Regions from separate parts of the Homo sapiens genome. Here region 2 is linked to region 1. Evidence: chromatin contacts called from ENCODE Hi-C or POLR2A ChIA-PET data. All regions are on one chromosome and are shown on one strand. Each heading gives the region's core, a stretch centred on a gene start or an enhancer-like site at or near the end of the contact. The rest is flanking DNA. Distances are from core to core; before and after follow the strand shown.

Region 1 (2,750 bases), core at 151-2,650:
AGAGAGCCAAAGGGTAGTGGAGGAACAAACTTGTACAGATAAGCACGGTCCAGGGTTGCAGGCCTGCGATGGGGACCCTCATGGGGTGCAACGAATGCCCAGAGGATGGGGGATCAGTTGTCCATAAAGGTGAAGAGTAGAGCTGGGAAAAGAGCCAGAAAGGGATTTATGGAGTGTGTGACACTTTAGTGAGCTGCATTCTGAAGGAGAGGTGTTTCCTAGGTGGAAAGGTGCAAAAGCAGAGATAGGCAAGACTTAGCTTCCTCAGGGAATTACAAGCAATTCAGTATGGCGGCAGTGAGGAGATGGGCCCAGAAAGAGATGAGGCTGTAGAATTAATCAGCTGGGAAGCTGGAAAGCACTTCTGCAGATGTTCATGGAAGAATTGTGTAATGCTACTGTCCTGGAAGAGCTTACCAAGTACATTGCTTGTCTTTCTTATTTGGCTACACTGAACTTTAAAAGAAGGAGTTAACATCTCCATTGGAGGAATGTACAGGTACTACATATGTAGATGTGTACATATGTGCACGAAAGCCCACCCATGGCTGCACCCCACCCAAACATTATAGGAAGTCAGTAGTTGTTATTTCTTCAGAAAATAGAGTTCCCCCAAAAAGATTTTACATTTTTTAATAAAGTTTGCTGAAGATTTTTTTCATTACAAAAGTTAACACACTTTTTTAGTTATAGAAAGGTAGAAAAAGAAAGTTAAACCAAAATAGAACAGAGAGAAATAAACATATTTATATTTCCCAAAGAAAGTTATTAATATTTTGATAATTTCCTTCTAGCCTTTTGTCCTATGCACAAGTTTAATTTGTTTATTTGTTAACCAAAGTATTAAGTCTGAATAGACTATAAAGAAGGAAATAGTTCATGGGATTTTACTTCAAATATATATAGATAGTCATAAAGATCATTCAGCAATATTTATTAATTTTCTATTATGTGTCAGACACAGTGCTAAGTGCTGCAATAAAGCAATAAACACAGTAGGCATAGTGACTACCCATGCAAATTCCCGTGGCAATGGGAAGGACAGGAAATAAAAGAGGTGTCATGGGGACAGGAAAGGCTGGCAAAACTTTTGGCTCCCTCAGCAGAAACTCCCCAATACCACTCTGCCCCTTCCCTTCATAGTTATGAAGTCACTGAGTGCTGGCATTGGAAGGGCCTTTGAGCTCTCATAGTCCAAATAATAGTGTTTCTTGGTTGAAACAAATAGGACTCTTTAAGCCTGGCTTTTTCTCCCCTAATTCCTGGAGCATTATTGCCTTCATTAAGCTACCCCTCCTCTGGTAGCCAGTGCTTCTTCCCCCCCTGCTACCTGCCCCCTGCCACTGAGGCAGCCCAAAGAACAGGAAACCGGAGGTGGCCCTGCCAGAGCTGTCAATAGCAGCAGGCATCTTCCTTCCTGCCACAGGGGTGATAAGACACAAGGCCAAGGGGAGGGAGCCCCTCTCGGCTGAACACTCCATGTGTTGTCCTTTGCCTTAGAAAAACCTTCACTCTTCCTACCCCACCAAAGTAGCCAGTCACCACCAGCATGGAAAACAAATAAATAAGCTAAGCAAGGTCACAGTTATTTCTGCTGTTGTGAGATCCAGCGTCACATGTAAAAAGAGTTGGTGGTTTCTAATCCCCCACTGCCCAACACAAATCATATTTCCCTCCTCAGGCAGTACGTCTCAAATTGCAGCTTTATAAAGCCATATCTTTGAGTCAAGGGACTTTAGTTTCTATATATCTCATGCCTAAATGAACTAAATATTCACTACATAAACCACCCTTACACCATGATTAGTAATGGATCACATCATGGTAATGTACTCACACCAGATTCCGCTGCAGCCTGTTAAGCATCATTATGACACACTGGCTGGTCAGTGTTGGATAATTTAGGGATAGGCCCATGTTAAGGACCAGGTAGCCTTGGTTGTGTTATCACAATGGAGCCTCAGAAGCCTGAGACAGCAAGAGGGCCAGGAAGTCTGAAGTGTTTGAGGAGAAATGTTCCAAAAGGAAACTTTCCTTACTTCATCTATTTTGCACCACACACGTCCTGACACATCAAGGGTATTCTCACAGTAACTGGCAATTCTATGAACTTTAGAATCCATTCAGGCAATCACATGTCTCTGTCAGCTGTACTAAATGTCTTTGAAGCTGGGAAATTCCTTTGACTCTGGTTAAATATTACATAAAACATGCCTGCTTTGAATGGGCAAACCATAAACTGTACAATAAAGTGTGGGAGAAAGAAATTTGGGCTTGGAGCCATAAGATATGAGTTTGAGTCCTTTCTAGTGGTCTGACCTTGAGTAATCACTGCTCTCTAGATTTTAATATCATTCATAATTGTGCTCTACTGTAATCTCTTATATAAAATATTTCCTGGCCTCTCTTTTCTACCAGGCCCTAGACAGAATTAATTATATATATAGATATATATGTGTGTGTATATATATGTATGTGTGTATATATATATATAAAACAGATATATATGTTTTATTTACATATTTAAAGCATACATTTATATATTTAAAATACATTAAAATATATATACTTTATAATAAAAATATATACATTTACATATATTTAAAATATATAAATATATATACATTTTATAATATAAAGTTTATTTTATATTATGTGTATAATTAAAATGTATTTTAATATAAATTTTAAAAAATGTATAAGCATGTTGTATATAATTTTTCATCTCCCTCACTAAACTTGATTGCTGC
Region 2 (2,750 bases), core at 187-2,686, 60 kb after region 1:
TATAGTTTTTCTATGGTTTTAAAAACTAAAAAATTTTTACAATTTATTTTCTACTTTCTAACTTAATCTCAAATAATAAACATTCCCCATATTACTAAAATCTCTGTAATCATTTAATTCCTGCATAATATTCCAATTATACATATGCCACCCTTAATTAATCATTCCTTACTGGTAGGAATTTAGATTGTTTTCTATTTTCCTCTAAACTAATACTCTGATAATACTTTGTATACATATTCTTGTATATTTTGGGGGCTTTTTTCTTATGTTTTCTTTTGTGTGTGTGTATGTGTGTGTGTGTGTGTGTGTGTGTGTGAGACGGAGTCTTGCACTGTCGCCTAGGCTGGAGTGCAGTGGCATGATCTCGGCTCACTGCAAGCTCTACCTCCCAGGTTCATGCCATTCTCCTGCCTCAGCCTCCCAAGTAGCTGGGACTACAGGTGCCCGCTACCACGCCCAGCTAATTTTTTGTGTTTTTAGTAGAGACGGGGTTTCACCGTGTTAGCCAGGATGGTCTCGATCTCCTGACCTTGTGATCCACCCACCTCGGCCTCCCAAAGTGCTGGGAATACAGGCGTGAACCACCGCACCCGGCCTTTCTTTTATTTTCAAAGATAAAATTATTAGGAAAAAGTATAAGAACATTTTAAGAATATTTAAACATACCGTTAATTTTTTTCCAGGAAGATTGTACTGATTCAGCTCTCACTAGTAGTACATCGAAACAGCAATTTTACTGCACTCCTGCCACAACTGAATATTATCATTGTTTTAAATATTTGTTTAAACTCTCTTCTGAAACTTTACACTTCAGCTCAGCATTGGCTTGTAACTCTTCTCTGTATTTCTGTGCATAGGTAGTCCATATTATTCACCCTCCTTTGTGCAGGGTCCATTTCATCCATCCAAATATCCCAAGGATCTGGGATATTTGCAGATTCCCTGGGTCATGTAAGGGTCTACTCTGACATCATCTCATGTTATTCTACAGCTTGAGTCTGTCTCCATGTGTTACTTCTGTCTGGCCAGTGATCTCTCAGTGTGTTTTTGATTCCTCAGTGTTTATATCATCTCTAGTGATTAAAATTTTAACATAGCACAACACAGCATAGACACGGCACCTCTTTTCCTATGATGCAGCTCAGCAACATAGCATGATTCATCTTCCATGTAGAACAGCTGTGATTTGTGCTTCGTTGATGTCTGCCTCCCTACTTTTCCTCATAGCTCTCCTCTCATCTCCCCCATTTAGCATCTTTCACCGTTACAAGCAATGATCAGATAAACAGAGAGATGAAGGTAGTACAAAAGAAATCTCAGCCCTATCCTCCCTGTGGCTATGTTGGATCAATTTTCAGCCCATCTTCCCTAGTCCCTTCTCTGCTGGACTTAATGTTCCCTTCCTCCTGCCAGCTTAATCCTATCCAGGTCCTGAGTCAGTACTGACTACAGCTGCCTTAGTTCCAGCAGGCTCCAACTGGTTCTGGAGTTGGTCTGGGATATGATCATCTTTTATTTCTGACTCAATGTAAGACTCAGCTTGGGTATGTACTCCTCTGTATTAGAGCTCCCAGGATGGCTTGATGCCATTCTCGTGTGCTGCAGTGGCACCGTCTGCTTGCCTCTGTTATTATATACTTCCCGCTTGATTCCAACTGCCTGGTGACAAGGCAGCCTTCCCCACTGGAGATGAGAGCTCCAGGAGGTCAGGGGCTAGCTCATCATCCATGTATCCCTGGCAATTTACACAGTCCCTGGAGCCTGGCCCAAGCCTCCCTGTTTCTACTCTTGTTTTCCTACAACATACTCCTCACACAGCAGCCATGATGATCATTTAGAAACATAAATCATCCTTTCCCTGTAATTTACCAGTTTTCAGAGCAAGGGGTTGGTGCCCTACTTTTCTGAAATGGTATTTGTTGTGTTTTTGTTTTGGCTGGTGGTTTTGTGGTTCTCTAGCAGTTTTTATTTTTTGTCTGTGTTATTATGAACTAATAGGCTTAAAATATATTCAATATGAGATAGTCAATTTCAGTCACTATTGTTTTTGATGTAAAGATTGTCCCATCTTGCACCGGCAGAAGTTCTTTCAAACTAGTTCCTGGGAGATCTTTTTGACACAGCCCTGTTATCTTTGAGAGATTCTTTATTGCCACCGCAAGGTTTATCATCAGGTTCATCTTACTTATTTCACCCTGGACTTGGACTCAGCCCTTCTCCATGAATCTCTGGTCCCTTTTAGTGTTAATGTTACTTAGAAACCATAATCTGAACACGTATGGATATTTCTTGCCACTGGTTTGTCATTATTTCTAAGAATTTGAGTGGACAAAATTAGGGAATACTCATTTTGGTTGTCCTGTTTTACTACATTTCAAAATAAAAAAAATCCCTAGTTGATGAGGAACATCTTTTTCCTTAGAGAAGAATTATAGTTATTAAATGTAGAAGAATTAGTGAAATTAGAAAATCCCCATTTAACAACACTAATGAAATAATTGATTCAGGCAATAAACATTAACAGATGCTAAAACCATTAAGAGAAGAGATGATAGGGACTTTTACAACGGAAGAATCAGGCTGTCTCATCTGAAGCCATTGATCAATGTAAGCGGTTTCAAAATGAGACAACCAGACATTATGTGCTACATGATGTAATGCAATAAAAAATACACAACATCACTTACAAACTTTTCTTGCCAAAAAATGTTAAACTTGAGTTGAATCCAGACTTACGTCTAACTTTT

What was found. Hi-C counts contacts between places; a loop is a spot of excess contacts on that map. ChIA-PET counts read pairs that join two places held with the same protein, here RNA polymerase II (POLR2A).
Region 2: a loop to region 1 is called in a map of heart right ventricle, with 4 times the contacts of the local background. The contact joins two enhancer-like sites. A Hi-C loop is called at or near these places in 2 of 168 maps with a recorded cell type or tissue (endothelial cell of hepatic sinusoid and heart right ventricle). POLR2A ChIA-PET finds 5 or more read pairs at or near these places in 1 of 52 experiments (HepG2).

Annotation. Positions count from the first base shown.
Region 1 is chr1:168,832,494-168,835,243 of GRCh38, forward strand. No RefSeq gene overlaps it. Among named protein-coding and RNA genes, the nearest start is that of LINC00626, 47 kb to the left of the region's middle. Within about 2 kb of position 1,401, at least 4 of the 41 ENCODE cell types and tissues checked have a DNase peak (open chromatin) inside an H3K27ac peak, as active enhancers do.
Region 2 is chr1:168,892,000-168,894,749 of GRCh38, forward strand. No RefSeq gene overlaps it. Among named protein-coding and RNA genes, the nearest start is that of LINC00626, 110 kb to the left of the region's middle. Within about 2 kb of position 1,437, at least 12 of the 41 ENCODE cell types and tissues checked have a DNase peak (open chromatin) inside an H3K27ac peak, as active enhancers do.